3 separate regions of the Mus musculus genome follow, and regions 1 and 3 are each linked to region 2. The links are chromatin loops, found by intact Hi-C in ENCODE. Cell type or tissue: heart. All regions are shown on one strand. Links, peaks and the distances in the headings refer to the core of each region. The heading gives the core; the rest is flanking DNA.

What was found. Peaks named below come from ENCODE experiments on the same cell type or tissue, not always from the same donor. Only the 100,000 strongest peaks of a DNase experiment are listed, where the experiment ranks them.
Region 1: it touches region 2 in a loop (4-fold over the local background); 6 of 42 quality-filtered maps call a loop at or near these places.
Region 3: a loop joins it to region 2, with 4 times the contacts of the local background. A loop is called at or near these places in 34 of 42 quality-filtered maps.

What each region holds. Positions count from the first base shown.
Region 1 is chr7:49,264,334-49,269,730 of GRCm38, forward strand. The region is part of intron 1 of Nav2 (neuron navigator 2); the gene reads left to right. Among named protein-coding and RNA genes, the nearest start is that of Nav2, 21 kb to the left of the region's middle. In heart, for the core only: no CTCF peak of the experiment used is centred there; a DNase peak (open chromatin) is centred at 2,228; H3K27ac peaks cover 533 bases.
Region 2 is chr7:48,747,861-48,753,257 of GRCm38, forward strand. Gm45086 (a long non-coding RNA gene) reads right to left here and starts at 331. Exons shown (of 3, transcript XR_001778121.1): 1 at 148-331. RefSeq lists an enhancer at 1,141-3,120. In heart, for the core only: CTCF peaks have their summits at 1,515 (motif pointing right) and 2,245 (motif pointing right); DNase peaks (open chromatin) are centred at 1,571 and 2,211; H3K4me3 peaks cover 941 bases; H3K27ac peaks cover 710 bases.
Region 3 is chr7:48,878,580-48,883,976 of GRCm38, forward strand. E2f8 (E2F transcription factor 8) reads right to left here and starts at 2,462. Exons shown (of 13, transcript NM_001013368.5): 1 at 2,082-2,462; 2 at 1,699-1,822; 3 at 1-124. The coding sequence starts at 1,713. It overlaps Gm2788 (predicted gene 2788), which reads left to right and starts at 2,721. Exons shown (of 2, transcript NR_155436.1): 1 at 2,721-2,938. It overlaps LOC115486422 (a long non-coding RNA gene), which reads left to right. Exons shown (of 3, transcript XR_882082.2): 3 at 1,942-2,045. In heart, for the core only: no CTCF peak of the experiment used is centred there; DNase peaks (open chromatin) are centred at 2,532, 3,132 and 3,892; H3K4me3 peaks cover 3,751 bases; H3K27ac peaks cover 3,450 bases.

The DNA of each region.
Region 1 (5,397 bases), core at 276-5,275, 520 kb after region 2:
TCTGATTTCCCAAGTACCAGCCATTCTGCCCTTGCTGGTTAAAAGTTGGAGGTTTTAATCACCCTCTTCAACCTTGTGTTTACAGAAGTCTGCAGAGATTTGCTGGTTTTTGTTTTTGTTTGTTTTGTTTTTGTTTTTGTCTTGAACACAAAGGCAGCTTTGCGATGAGCAAGGTTTATGGGGAGAGGTTAGGGAAGAACTATCTAGAGAAAGCCAGCCTCAAGCCCCTGCAGCCTTCTGATGCAGGTGGATGCTTGCCCTCCGCTGGGGGCTATGCTGATTCCCAACAGCAGCCTCGATGGTTGAAAGTGTGCAGGGAAGCTTGCTTGCCCTGGGCTGAGGGCTTGCCATGGTTCTCACCTTTCAGAAGAGTGGCGTGAGGCAAAGGTTGGGTGGTTTTGAGCTGGCTCTTGTAGCTTTAAACTGTAGCACTGGTTTGGAGTGTACGTTTATTAGCCCAGAGCCCCTGCCATGCTGTCTGCCATGTGCCAAGGTCTGCATGCTTTAAGGGACACCAACTAGAAGCAGACATGGGCCTGCCTTTGAGGTTGTAGCCGAGCACAGGAAGTACTCCACTTTCTGCATTGGACCAAAAGATACCTAGTGCCTATTGGTAAGATGGGGAAGATCTGCTCCTTTCACTTCTTTTCTTAAAGGACGGACTGAATGAAAAAATAAAAAAATAAAAACGAACTCATGACTACTAGCAATGGTTGAGGAGGAGGTTTATTGTAGATATGAAGGAAATCAAAACCAGAGACATATGGAAGGGTTAAGAGTGAACACGGCTATGATCTGGGCCAGGTGAAAAGAGAGGAGAGGGAGAACAAGAGAGGAGCCACCGACCAAGGTGGGTGGACTAGGCCAAGAGACTGGCCAAGTGAGTAGTGCAGCCTAAATGGCTGAGTTATACAGAGGCCAAAGGAGCTGAGGGAAGAGGTAACCTAGTCCGTGGGATAGAGATCAGGGTAGGGCGTAGGGTATGCCAGCCAGGAGGACCCTGTAACACATAGGGACCAAGGGGTGCTGGGAGAACCTGGTGGCTAGAGTCCACTTTGATCCGTCATCAGGCATATCAGCTGTATGTCCCAGGTTTGAGACCTCACACACCAGAAAGGAAAGCGGGGTCCCAGAGATGAGAAGAGTCTGATGCTGGTCATCCCGCAGTGAGGAGGTGAGGCAGGGTGAAGAATAATGATGACCTTGCAAGCCAGACAGCCTGCCTGGTCTCAGACCCACAAAACAGAGACCTGGGGTGGGATCCTGAGCAGAGGAGAGGAGCCCGGTTGGCAAGGGTGGAGACTAAGGTCTGGCCTGGGTGCTGCTGGTGGCTTGGAGATGCTGGTGCTTCTGGAAACAGGAGGGTGGTGGGGTGGCATGGAGCTGTGGAGACATGATAGTGGCCATGGAGATGGGGTAAGGTGGCGCTGGGGCAGGGAAGATGGGATGGCGGCTGATCATCACTGAGTCCACGTCTGGCCGCTGTCTAGTGTTTGCAACAGTCTTACAAGGAAAATGTTCTTATAAGCTCCACATTTTACAGACAGAGAAGCAGAAGCACATGGGGTGAGAATGGTCCAGAGTAGGGATGGACCTTGAGGCAAGTGGACTTGAGTCACAGATGGGGTTGGAATGGTTAGAAGCAGGGCACTTGATGGGCCATGTGGGGCTGCAAGTGAGTGCTGTCCCTGGGGCCTCAATGAAGAGTTCTGGGAGAAAGGTGGGTGGGGACTGGACTTGGTAAGAAGAGACTGGAGGCACCTGAAGAGCTGTGATGACTCCAAATGAGTATGGTTGTGGCTCAGGCTCCTAGCTCAGTGATGGGAACAGCGACTATGTGGACCCAGCAAAGACGAGCCTCCACAGGTAAAGTAGGAGTGAGCTGTTTGAAAGGAAAAAGAGAGCAAACCAACTTCAGGCATGTCCCTCAGCACGACGGCGATCACTTGGTTCCAGTCTCCGGAGATGGCTGAAGTGTGGGGGACATAAAAAGGACCTTACCTACTGGTCCCTTTCATTAGGGTCTCCTGTCCCCAAACACTCCTATGCCCTGATCCCTTCTCTTATTTATGCTCAGCCAAATGTGCAGCTTCCTGGCATCTTTGCCAACCACAGATGAAGGTGCCCTTCCCTTGAGGGCTCACATGTTTGGCTAATGAAGGTACAGTGTGGGCAACCCGAAGGGCACGGGCAAGAGCGGGAGAGATTCACCCCCCCCCCCCCACTTACGCCAGTCATGTCTAGAATTCACTGTCCTGGCCAGATGTACCACAGAAGGCTATGTTGGGGGAGGGAGAGCAGCCCTCAGTCCTGGCACCCTGCCTCAGCAGTCTGTTGTTATTGAGCACAATTCTACGTCTTGCCAAGCCAGAGTTGGGTCCCGGCCTCAGAGTCACAGGAACCTCAGATAGTCCTTTATTTCCTGATCTGCAATCTTCTTACTTCTAAAGTGGGATAACAGCACCTTCCCTGTGATGTTTGGAGGAGGAAATTCGAGGTTTGAAGCATGCTGTACCTAGGACCTGGCACATAGTAGGTGCTCACTAAATGTACACCACAGTTGGTGTTTGGCTTCTCTGTGAGTTTGGGGCTACTCTGGGGCCTTCGAGCACAGCATGGCTGATTGCAGCCTGGCTCTGAGCTTTTCCTGGGCTCCTACTCAAAGTTCTTAGGGGAGACATGGGTGGCAGGAGGTGGGGTCAGGTGGGCTGTAGGAGCAGTTCTCTGGTTGTCATCTTCCAGTGTGCTTTGTAGAACTCCGTTCCCCAGACAACTGCATCAGGCAGTAAAGAGCTATGCCTACATTGTGCCAGGCTCTATAGCAGTGGTTCTCAACTTTCCTAATCCTGTGACTCTTTAACACAGCTTCTCCTGTTATGGTGACTGCCCCCCTCCCCCAAACCATGCAATTATTTTCATCGCTATTTCATAACTGTAATTTCACTACTGTTGTGAATTGTAATGTAAATATCTGATGTGTGGGATATCTGATATGTAACCCCACAAGGGGTCACGACCCATAGGTTGAGAACCACTGCTCTAGAGTAACCAATCTTGCAGTGATCTCACAAAAAGTGCCCACCCTTGACTTCATCTTAGGTGGGAAGAAGTGGAACTCGGTGAGACCGAGTCACTTCCTTAATGTGACATAGCTCGCTGGAGTCGAGACTTGAACTCCCAACCTCCAAGCCTTTCTGAAGAAAGGGGTTGACGCCACTCACCCTGCATTTAGGTAGCTTGCCTGCAGCTCAGGATCATTGTTGCTTCTCTGAGCACCAAAGACTAGAGCCATCTGTCAAGAGGTTTTTCTCAGGGAGCTGGTGCAATGGTTTCAGGGGAGAACATGAAGAAATAGCATCACTTTTTTTTTTCTGCCCTGTGGTAAAAATAACCTGCAGAGATAGAGGAACCAACGGTGGTTGGAGGCTGGCATTGGTGAGAGGAAGGAGACAGAATACCCACCTGGGTGCCACATGCTGCCATCTGCTCAACACAGAGCAGCCAGGGCCAGCCTGACCCCCAGCACCAGGGAGGCCACCAGCTCCCACCTTCTGACATAAGAGAGCCTCCTTATAAAGTTGAAGGTCCATGGAGGCACGGAGAGCAGAGGGTTCACAGAGAGCAGTGGCAGTCCCAAGCTGGTGTCCACACGTAGAATGCTACCCCGACTGGGCCCTCCTCCATACCCACCAGCTCTGGGCACGCACTGGGCACGTCTTCTCACCATGAAACAGTTTTAAAAATAAAAGCCACTTGCTGTAATCAGAGAAGCCGTGATCATGTTAATGCATGCAGCATCCTCCCGTGCTAGGCCTAAAATAGCTTCCTGCCAAGCAAAGCAAAGAGTTGTGATGTTTCTAGGCCGCCTCCTGTTAGGCTGTGGGACTCGGTCTGAGCACAGGCTATGGATAAGGGAACCTCTGTGGCAGCCCCTGGGCCTTGGCTCTGATCATGCCGAAGGCTGAGCCTTGAGTACACTCCTCACCTGCGTGTGCCACAGACTGCAACCTGTGATCTGGTGACCCCAGATCTGGAGAGTTGGCTCATCTCAGGGAGTATCATGCATCAATCCTGAGACTCCTGAGGTAGCGGCAACTGTACTGGGCATGTGCTAAGCAGAACCATTAACTGACTTAGAATTAAATCTCTATAAGCTTAGTACTGTCTTTGTGGGATGCCTGGTGTGGACTGACTTGATAATCTTGGAATAAGCGGATGGGGAAATGACAGCCAAGATTAGATCCACTTTATGACAGGAATAACTGAGACTTCCTGGGTGTGATGGACTTGAGCCCCCCGGAGCTAATTTGTACAAAGCTCGATTTCGGGCCAGGAGTCTACACTCACAGTCATTTTGTCAGCCTGCCTTTCCCAGCCATCTGGAGTCAAAACACAAGTAATTAGGAAACACTTGTGGGCCTTTAAAACCCATCCCAAGCCCCTAGGCAGGAGTGCTCAGGCTGTGCTGCACGAGGGCTGAGCTTGTCGAGTGTCTACCACCTCATAAAAGGCAGAGCGGATTCGGACTCTGGTCTAAACCCTAACATAGGCTATCACCATTCCACCTAGCTGTTCCATTACAGATGCTGACCACAGCTACCTCAGGTGTCATGGGAAACATATTTCATTTGTTAGACTCTTCTTTAGGGAAGAGAATCCCTACCCCAGGGTGGATAAGGCACCTGGTAAATGCTTTTGAGGGAGTCACTATCTATATAAAGATTCTTGCCAAACATCAGTATGCTTAGCCCATTTTGGTGGCCAAGCTCACCATCCTATGAAGAAGCTACAGAAGCAGGCAGGAAAGGCCACCCTCTTGGCCTTTTGGACCACTTGACCTTGGAGCCAGGGCAGTAGCACAGGGCATGTCCTGGAGCTTTTTGGAGCACTGGCTGATACCTAGAGTAAGTAGACATAGAGAAAGTGTCTGAAAGGGACAGATTCCGCGTCTCTGGGTCAGAGTTAAAAATACGGGGTGCATTCCAGATTCAGGGAAGGGAAAGAAAGCAAGCTTCAAGGAAGGTATGTGAAAATCTGGCTTTAAGGACCAAAGAGAACACGGAAGAAAGGGAGGATGAGGGAGGGAGCAAGAAGGAAGAGAGACAGAGAGGGGGAGACCAAGGCGAGGGAAGGATGGAGAGAGAGAGACATAGACAGAGACAGAGAGACAGGGAGGATGGGTATTAAATATTAAACACCTCTGGGTACTAGGTCCAGTGCTAGAGTACATTACACAGAAAGAAAAGGTCACATTGCTGTAGGTGCAGAGGTGAGTCCTGGGGCATCAATGAAGTCCCCCTGGCTCTTGTGTCTGGGGCAGTGAGTCGGACCAAGGACACATGAGTATTGAACTGAGGGAGACGTATATGTTCAAAAGCTGGCCCACATGGCCCCCTG
Region 2 (5,397 bases), core at 241-5,240:
TTGATAAAGAAGCCAAAACCAAACAATGATAAAAGAAATTATCTTCAACAAATGGTGGTGGTCTAACTATATGTCTATATGTAGAAGAGTAAAAACAGATCCATATTTATCACCCTGCACAAAATTGAATGGAAATCTGCAACTTACAGGGGTGAGGAGGTGGGGAGCATCTCCAGGAAATGGCCATCCAACAAGGGCTCAAGTTGAGACCCATACCATGGGTAAGCACCAATCCCCGACACTATTATTTATACTCTTATTCTGCTTGATGTTGTCCTCTGAAAAGCTTCACCCAGCAGCTTACTCAGACAGATGCAGACACCAACTGCCAAACAGTGGATGGAGCTTGGGGACTCTTATGGAAGAATAGGAAGAGGGATTGCATGCCCCAACGGGTATAGAACTCCACAGGAAGACCAACAGAATCAACTAACCTGAACCCTTAGGGCTCTCAGAGACTGAACTATCAATCAAAGAACGCACACGGGCTGGACCTAGACCTGCCCCACCCCGCTCCCATATATGTAGCAGATGTGCAACTTGGTCTTCAGGTGAGTCCAGTACAACTGGAGTGGAGCTATCCCAAAAGCTGTTGCCTGAATGTGGGATATGTTCTTCTAGCTGGGCTGCCTTGTCTGGCCTCCGTGGAAAGAGAAGCATCTAGCTTCACAGAGACTTGAAGTGCCAGGGTGGAGGGGATACCCAGGGGGGCTCCTACCTGCTCAGAGAAGAGGGGATGGGGGAAGGATAGGGGCAGTGAGTGGGATGTAAAGTGAATAAAAAATAAAATAAAATTTTAAAAAATTTGAATGATACAGTTCAAACTACCAGGTACAAAAGATGCTGGGTTAGTCCTGTTATTCTGCCTCAAATTTCATTGCCAAGTTTCAGGTTAAATTTAAGACCTCCACCAAAAGTTTCATCATCATGTATAGAGCTGCGTAAGAAAAACCTTATTATTATTATTGTATTTTAATTGAGCCATAAAAGTTGTACATATTTATAGGATGCCATATAACACCCAAATATATAGATCTTTTACATGGTGCTCTAATTCGGACAAGTGTACCTATTTCCTAAAACATTTCTTTATGAAAAAATTTTCCTTTAGATTTTTGAAAATGTATTACCATTTTCTATAACCACCCTACTGTGTGCTGGCACACCAACACTCACTCTTATCTAACTGTAACTTAGTACCCACTGGTCATAATTTCCTTTCCTTGTTACTTCCCCCATTTGACTCTCAGTGGTTAAAAGATTAGCTTTTGTAAAATTCACATGAGATTATGTGCCATTTGTGTTTCTGTGTCTCTTTTTAGTAAGAATTGAATTGAATTGGGTGATTGGGTGATTGATTGATTGATTGATTGATTGATTGATTGATCGATCGATTGATTACTTTTGGGGATCCTAACACTGTGAGAACAAAGAGCAAGCTCGGATTCTCAAAGGCAATCACATTTTTTACAAGGTTTGTAAAAGCGATGTGACGCTACCATATTTGAACACTAGATGGCAGTCAATGGTGCTAAAATCTTGTAATCCTTAAGTAGCCTGCTTTGGCAGCGCGCAGGGGTTCCCTGCAGCAACTGAACAGTCATCTTGATCGTCTTAACTGTCCCGTTCTCTTCCTGGGCGTCTCCAAAACCTCTGAAACCTGGTTTAGGGGTACAAATCTCCATGATCAAGCAGAGCTGAAACTGCTCAACATACAGTTGACGCTTAGTCTAGGATGGAGCAGAGAGGAGGGCTGACACCAGGAAGCAAAATAAAAGCCAAGGCTCCCTGCTCGTCTGCGATTGAGGGAAGCCCCAGACCGCACCTCTGCTGCTGCTGCTTCTCTGGCAGAACACATGCCTTTCATGAGCACTGCCCACCGCTGAAAGCCTATCAAATCGGAGGGGGCTGTCACGGCTTTTGTAGTTCTCTCGTCTTTGGAATCAAACCATGGAGACCGGCTGCCTCAACATCTGTCTCAACAGATGGCTTGCCACACAGTGTCTCTGAATCTCAGGGCGCCTCGGTCCGGGACCTCCATGTCACTCTCTTCCCAGAAACCTTCAAAAGTGACTCCACCTAGTGAGGCCTGCCAGCCTAGTAGGGCCAGGGTGGGGCAGGGAAAGTGTTAACGACCCCTGGGTGGGTGTGGGAGGGGTAGTAATGGTGCCAAGGTGGGGCAGGGTGTGTCTGAACGCTTTAGAACAGGGCTGGGTAGGGATGGCCTCTGTGGCCCTGCAGTGTTAAACTTTCCCACAAGAGGGCGCTAATAGACTTCTTTCACGTGGATCCACCTTAAAGTTCTGTTGGCCCAGCTGTGTGTCCCTATGATCATGTTTGTGGGGCCTTTTGTGTTTGCCCTTCGAGTTTAAAAAGGTGTTTTTCTATTTATCAAAGATATTGCACTCACAGGGAACCTATCTCTTCTGGTACTTAGCACCCTGTGCCCTGCGGTATTGGGTTGACTTCTGTCTCCACTGACCTTTGATCTACCAGAACATACATTAATATTTCCTTGATCATAAATAACACTGCACTTGGCAATGACCCCATAGACTTTTCAGCCAATTGGGTAAACTTAAAGTTTGGAACACCGAAAAAGGCTGGTCAGAGTTTATTTAACACAATAAAAGGGAGGGTGGGTTGGTGATTAACTTGGCTCTAATTAGAGGAAGTTGTGGCATAATGGAGAAAGGGCAGCCACCGAACACAGTTGTGTAAGCCCTGGTGCTGGCAGTTTCTAGCTGAGTGTGGTGTCTGCCTGTCTCAGCTAAGCTCACAATGTCAGCCACCAGTGGGCACGCAGAGGGCAGCAATTAAATGGAGCGTGATCATACCTGTGGCCAGGGTGGTTAGCTTGAGACCCCATTCTACCCACCCTTGTACTGACAGTGCCCCTCCCCCGCGTTGTTCAATGTGTAGTTGAAAGAGGACCTGGGGAGTCCCTGAATATGTCCCTTAAATAAGAAGGAGGACCAGAAGTCAGTGCTGGGAGCTGGGGAAGGAACCAGGAAACTGAGAGCAAGCTGGGTATACTAGACAGAAGCTGGGCAGAGGGGTCACTGAAGGATAATGCATTTGTGATGGCTATCCCAGACTCAGGCTCAGGCAGACTCACTAACTGCCAGGGGTAGACATATTTGAATTTTCTCTTTCCTTCTTCCTTTCTTCCTTCCTTCCTTCAATCCTTTCTTTCTCTGTTTTTGTTTTGTTTTTATTTTTGTTTTGTTTCTCAATCTACGTTTTCTCTATGTAGTCCTGATTATCCTGGAACTCACTCTGTAGACCAGGCTGAGCTCAAACTCACAAAAATCCGACTGCTTCTGCCTCTGGAGCCCTAGGAGTAAAGACGTGCGCCACCATCAACCAGTCTTTTTTTTTTTTAATACAATATATTATGATCATATTTCCCCTCCCCCATCTTCTTCCAGCTTCTCTACCACCCCCAACCCACCCAACTTTATGCCTTCTTTATCTGTCTGTCTGTCTGTCTCTTTGCCTGTCTATCTATCTCACTCTCTTCCTTCCTTCCGCCCTCTCTCCTTCCCTCCCTATCAGTCAAACTTTATGCCCACTGCCCCTGTGTGGAGGCCAGAGTTCAGTCTCCAGTATTATCTTAGGTGCCCTCCACCTTGTTTTTTGCCACGGGGTTTCTCTCTTGGCCCAGCGCTCTCTAATTCAGCTGGGCTGACCGGCCAGTGGGTCCTAGAGATGTTCCTGTCCTCCCCTCCCCAGCACTGAGGTCAGAAAGGCGTGCCACCAAGCCCAGCTTGCGAGGTGGGTACTAGGAATCAACTAAAGAGTACTTTATATTGGGGCTGGAGAGATGGCTCAGCGGTTAAGAGGGCCGACTGCTCTTCTGAAGGTCGTGAGTTCAAATCCCAGCAACCACATGATGGCTCATAACCATCCGTAATGAGATCTGATGCCCTCTTCTGGGGTGTCTGAAGACAGCTACAGTGCACTTATGTATAATAAATAAATAAGTTAAAAAAAAAAGAGTACTTTATATTTATTTGCATTCCAGTCATTGCCCCCACCTCGGTCCTCCCTCCCATAGTTCCTCACCCCATTCCTACTCACCCCTGGCCTCCAAGAGGGTGCCATACACACCCCAGACCTCCCCCTTCCTTGGCGCCTCAAGTCTCTGAAGGATTAAGCTCATCCTCTCCCACTGAGGCCAGACCAGACAGACCTCTGCTATATATGTGCCAGGGACCTCGGACCAACCCTGTATGCTCCTGGTTGGCGGCTCCGTCTCTTGGAGCTCCCTGGGATCTGGGTCAGTTGAGACTGCTGGACTTCCTATGGGGTTGCTCTCCCCTGAAGCTTCCTTCCCCTAACTCAACCATAGGTGTCCCCAACTTCAGTCCAATGGTTGGGTGTAAGTATCTGCTTCTGTCTCCGTGAGCTGCTGGTAGGGCTTCTCAGAGGACAGCTGTGCCAGGCTCACGTCTGTAAGCACATCATAGCATCAATAATGTCAGGCCTCAGTGCTCTCCCAGGAGATGGATCCCAAGTTGGGACGGTCATTGGACCCTCTTACCTTCAGTCTTTTCTCCATTTTTGTCCCTGCAGTTCTTTTAGACAGGAAAACTTCTGGGTCAGAAATTTTGACTATGGGTTGGTAAACCCTGTCCCTCTACTTGAGGCCCTGTCTATCTACTGGAGGTGGAGTCTTCGAATTCCCTCTCCCCAATGTTGGGCATTCTGGCTAAGGTTGCCCCCCCCACCCCGAGTCCTTAGAGTCTCTCACTCTCTAGGCCTCTGGTCATTTCTAGAGGGTTCCCCCACCTCCCACCCCCTGAGGCTGCTTATTTCCACTCATTCTCTTGGCCCTCTGGGCTTCTCTTCTCCAACCCCCCCCCATACCTGATTCTGTTCCCCTTTTCCCCTCCCCTCTCCCACCCAATCCCTCCCTTCCTCTGCCTCCCATGATTATTTCATTCCCCCTTCCATGTGGGATTGAAGCAGCCTCACTTGGGCCTTTCTGCATGTTACACTTCTTACGGTCCGTGGGTTGTATACTAGGTTTTCTGTACATTTTGGCTAATATCCACTTATCCGTAAGTACATACCATACATGTCCTTTGGGTCTGAGTTACTTCACTCAGGATGATATTTTCTAGTTCCATCCGTTTGCATGCAAAATTCATGATGTCCTCATTTTTAATAGCTGAATAGTATTCCACTGTGTAAATGAATCACATTTTCTGTATCCATTCCTCTCTTGAGGGACTTCTGGGTTGTTTGCAGGTTCTGGCTATTATACATATGGCTGCTATGAACATAGTGGGGGTATCTTATCCCACCAACCTATCTCCCCATCACAATGGTGTGCTATTTCTGTCCTAGCTGGCTGAGGGTGATGTGTCTTTGTGTGCTTTTCATTGTGAG
Region 3 (5,397 bases), core at 112-5,111, 130 kb after region 2:
TGGTTGGTGTGGTTAGAGGGCCCAAGTCAGGCTGGATCTCAGCCAACACCATGTTGGCCTTCGAGGACGGATGCAGGGGGCTTTTCATCAGTCCCCTTTTATGTGGCTCAGAAAAGAGGTTTTCCTGGTTTAAGAGGAATTAATAACTGAGTTCATTGTAAAACAGAACCTAGCAGAAAGGCTTTCTGCCTTTCATATTGACCAAGTAGGTTAAGAATATCACAGTGATCTCTGGACAGTATTTTCCTTTTTTGCTTGAGACAAGGTCTCACTATACATTCCAACCAGTCTGGAACTTACTATGTAGTAACAAGCTGACCCTAAATTAACAATCCTCCTGCCTCTGCCTCTGTTGTGATTACAGGCATGTCCCCTGCTACTACGGTAAATTTAATAGTTAAACTTCCCACTTTTAACTTGGTAGATACTATGGATCTAAATGTCTTCACCATGTGATCTAAGAATTTACATTAATAAATAAATAACATTAACTACAGGTTTTATTTTTAAATTCTATTTTGAGAAAGGAGGGCTGTAAAGATAGCTTAGAGCTCAGTCCCTTCCCTTTCCTTACTAGAACCAATCACTCTAAGTAACTGATCACTTCTAAATTCCTAAATTCCTACTAATGAGACATCAGGTAAAGGCTTTCAGGACCCACACCAGGCCCCACCCAGTGGAGTGGCTGTGAGCAGTGGTTGCTCATTGATATACCAGGAACAGGCTCAAGCAGCCAAGGTGAGGGTGCCCTTACGGTTAGGGCCTCCCGCCTACCAGCAGGACTTCTGACCAGAAAAATTTGCTTTCAACATCAACGCTTGAGGCACAGATGCAGAAAATGGGACCAAGGGAAGTAAGGTTAGCCATTTAAGGCCTCAGAGCTAGTTTCTGCTATGGTAAGTTAGCACTTACCTACACTGGTAAGTTAAGAGCAATTCATATAGATAGTAGAGACTGGGCCCCCTTCACTTTTAGACACCAGGCAGTACACCATTCTTAAAGAAAGGGATTTGGAAGGCAACAACTCAGAGAACAGAGATACACTGTTTCCTCAGTAACTTTGGGAGCCCGGGTTAACAATCCTCTATTACAACCATGAAACTAAGGGCTCAGTGTGTATTTCTGCTGAATCTGCTACTTAGCAGACGATGATGCGAGGCAGAGGGAGGTCACATGGGGCTGGCACCTGAATTTTCAGTTCAGTATGGTGCCCTCAGGAGGTGCTGATCCAAGGGTGGGGTTTCAGTGAACACTGCCAAGGACAGCATTGAGCTAACATCTAAATGCTTCCAGGAGATCTGTCAGGAACAGCATTTGGAGGCCCAGTAGGTTAAAGGGCTGACATTTTAAAATGTTATCTTACAAAGAAATCCAGTATCAAATTATGACCTTTGTGAATTCCAATGGTTCATGTAAATAACATATACATAATTTTTTAAGCACAGAAAAAACCCCAAAGCTTTTTCCATATATATTAAATTTATATTAAACTTTTGAAACAAAAAGGTTACTTTAACCCTGGACAACCCTATTCCTCTTCAAAAATTAAAATTTCCTTCTGGATTTCTGTAAAAGTTAACCAAAAGGATACAGCATTCGTGACTATCAAACGAAAAATTTAAGAAAACTTATTAACGAAAAACTCAGGATGATACTTCATTTGACATTGCAACAGTATAGACTGGACTTTAAAAATACCTTTTGGTTCTCCATTTTGTCAATTCCTCATACATTTAGTGTGTCTTTAAAAACGAAAAATCTGAAGTTCCTCCCCAAGTTCCAGTGGTTTAAGTAGTCCAATCGATTAAAGTTTTTTACTATCCTTAAAAGGAAAAAAAGTAAAGCAAGAATTAAGAGCTGATGAAAATGATTCACGTACACAAGAGCCCCCGGAAACAAACAAAAAATGACAAACCAGGTTTATTTTTGCCTTGAGGACAGACATTGCCTCTAGGCAGACCGCGCCAACAGACAGCAGTAAATTCCTCCATCAAACCCTTCTGTCACGAGACTTCAAGCAAACACAGAATCTACAGTGACAGTCCTCTCTCAGGTTCGAGATGGCTGTAGCAAGCACCCACCTGTGCACTGATCCGGGCTGCGGACGGAGCGCACGAGCCCGGGTTCCGATGGAGCACGCACCGAGCCTGCATCGGGGGAGATGCTGAAGTTTCTCGCCTGACACACACGTGCACAGGCTCAGAAGGAAGGACTTGTGAAGTGGCCTGAGAACAACCCTCCAATTCAGCCTCTGCGCTCTAAGCGCACGACCGGGCATTTACAAAGGGCTTTGGGATCTTGACCCCCTTTTTCAGGCTTCTTTCAATACACGAAGTACTGGGGCGAGGGAAGGATTCCCTAGGTGCCGAAATCACCGCGATGCCAAAGCGCACCGTACGCTGCGCTCCCGGTCCCAGGTACAGTCCCCAGCAGTAGCCCGCGTCCCGCCCGGCGCAAGCACTGGCTCCTCCTCCCCGCCAACTGCACCGCCCCCGGGGGCAGCCAGACAGCATCTCACGGTTTCCAGGGCGACGGCTCCGAGCCAATCAGTAAGCCCGGTGAAGGCCTGCGATTGGCTAGAGGTCCCCAAGGCGGGGCCGGACCTTCCGCCTTCGATTTAAAAATTTGGCGCGGAAAGCGGGACCGTAGCTGGCACCGCCCCCGAGTGCGCGGGGCTGGAGCGCGGGCGAGCCCCTCCCCCGCCCTCTGCGCGGGAGCTCGGCTCCTCCCCACGGGCCCCGGCGGGGCGGGAGGCGGGAAACGGCCGCCTTCACCCTGGCCTTCCCGGGATCCCACAACCCCGCCGCAGCAGTCTGCTCCCCGCTCACCTGTCAATCCTCCTTCAGAGCTGACGGTCCGGGGTGGCCCCGAATCCTGGCTGCGCGTCTCAGGGAGCCAGCGCGTCTCAGGGAGACTCGCTTAGCCCCGCCGCGCAGAGGTGGGTGCCGGGGGCGCCACCGGGGCCGGGGCTGGGGGGGGCCGGCGGGCGGGCCGCGGGAGCGTGGCCGTCCAGGAGCAGTCCAGCCCCCGATTTGAAATTAACCCGCTCCCGGCGCGAGCCGCTCCCGCGGGCGCGGAGCCTCCCCTCCCCCACGCCCGCTCTCCCGGCCCGGGGCCCCGCGCGCCAATCCGCGCCTCTGCACTGCCGCCGCGGCGAATCAGACTGTAGGCACCACCCTCCGACCCCGCCTACAGCCAGACTTGGGGAAAAGTCCTCAAAAACTTTTCCTTTTTCTTTTTTCCTTTTCTTTCTTTCTTTCTTTCTTTTTTTTTTTTTTTCTTTTTGCAAACACCATTTATCCGAGATCGAAGTTGGGGGATGAAATTTGGCTGGTCCAGAGCTGGCTGGCTAGGACTCGAGGGCTCCCCGCCATCCCCAGCTTGGTGCCACGTCAACCGGGTCTGCTCACCTGCCCTCTGGACCCTAGCGACACCGTTCCCTCTGCGACCCTTTGCATGACTGCTTAGCAGCTTCTGCTCCACGGTTTCCAGAAAGAAACGTGTGAGGAGGAAAGAGCTTCGTTGTCTGAAGCCCAAGGATGCGGGGCGTTGGCCGATCTCTGAACACGCAGGTGTGGGAGGAGGGAGAGAAACTCAGAAAACCCGCCAAGCCTGTCCCCAGTGTCCTGCGTCTGCCGATCCCCTCTTTGCTCTTTCCCGCTTTTCTTCCTTTTCCTTTTATGAGCTTCTGACATCGGCCTGGTATATCGAACAGGTCAAGGGAATTTTAGAGTTAGGAGACCATCTCGTCCAAAACCCTCATTTTGCAGAAGTGGAAAAAGAAGCTCGGCACCCCAACTATGCCTTTCCGTGCTCGAGTTCTTTTGCACCCGCCTTTGCCTTGTAACATTTCCCCTTTTCTGATCACTCTGGGATCGCCCGGACCGCATGTTGCCCAACCCGCTTACATCTAAGATTGTGGTTTGGGCTCTTCCTGCTTTTAACTTTGTATCTTCAGCCTCCAGAAGGACTCGGGGCCACGCAGTCCAAGTCCCATCACTGAGCTTGGCCATCAGTAAGCTAACCATCACTGACTTCAAGGGAGATACTGTGTTTTCCTGGCGGTGGTTAGGGCGTGGATGCCATAACACCGCCCCGGGATCCAGGTGCAAAGGGAATGCACACTGGGCAGAGGTCTAGGTGATGAGCCAGGGTCTTCTTCCTGAGGGTGGCTTCCAAGATGCTGCCACATCTTTGTGTCTCTCTGTTCAGTTCTAGTAGCTATCAGAAGCTCCGGTGCTCAGGGTCACCCAAGTGTTCCTCAAGACCAGGACTGGACCTGAATATTCACGTGCTATACATAGGGGCTGGCTGGCTGTAGCATCGGATGTAAAATAAAAATCCGTCATGAGGCAGGACAGGATGCTTACAGAACAGATACATCTTTACTGAGCAGGGACTAAGTTTAAATATATCACCAAGAAGTAGTGTGTGGGCTTCTGTCTAAGCCACTGTCTGTCAGGCTACTTGTCAAATCTTTCACCTGTCAGTGCTTAGCGCTCCGAAGGATTGAATGATGCCCAGCTTATATCCAGAGCCAGAATTCAGGACCTCTACCCTACCCCCAAGCCCCCACCCCTTACCACTTCTTATATCCTAGTGCCTTGCCTCAGAAAATTCTCAGGACAGCAAAGTCGGTGACTTGTAGTCCAGGTCACAGTCATTTCCAGCCCTCCCTCAACATGGGAGAAAGGGTGAGATACATCATTTTTGTTTAGTGGTGGCTTCCCTGTCAGTTGTCATCAAAGTCGTGGAGCAGAATGAAAAAATGGTGCTTCGAAGAGAGGTTTAAAGTCTTGACGCTGTCAGTCATGAGACCTTGAAAAGGAAGCAAGGATCTTGGGATTTAGCTCAGGGCAGAGGGATTACTTAACAGGCTCAAGGCCCCAGGGGTCATCTCCAGCATCATACGCAAGTATAGTGCGTCAATTTGAAGTTTGGTGTGATTTTAAAGGAAAGATGACCGCAGAATACCTTCCAGCTTACTGTGCAAACGAGGGGTTGGAGGACAAGCTTGAAGTCACTTTTCTTACTTTCCCTTCAAATCTTATTTTTTTGTTATTGATTATATAACCCAAGAAGATTTCCATGCCTTTGTGTCTGGTCATATGAGTTGCACAATAGCTCATATCTCACTGAGCTGGGCCAGTTTTTCCACCCCACTGTCACTCTTCTGTGTTGTACAACTCAGAAGATTGTGTAACATATTCAACAATAAATAAGTATTATGAAAAAAAGATATCAAAGGTAGGGGGATGACGGATGTCATCTCAGGTACTTAGATTCAAAGGTAACCTTAGGGGTTTCTGAATCGTGTCCCTTCCCATAATCATGGGCAAGTCCTCCCCCATGGCCAGGATAGGATGAGAGGCTAAGGAAATGTTTTTCTATTGGTGG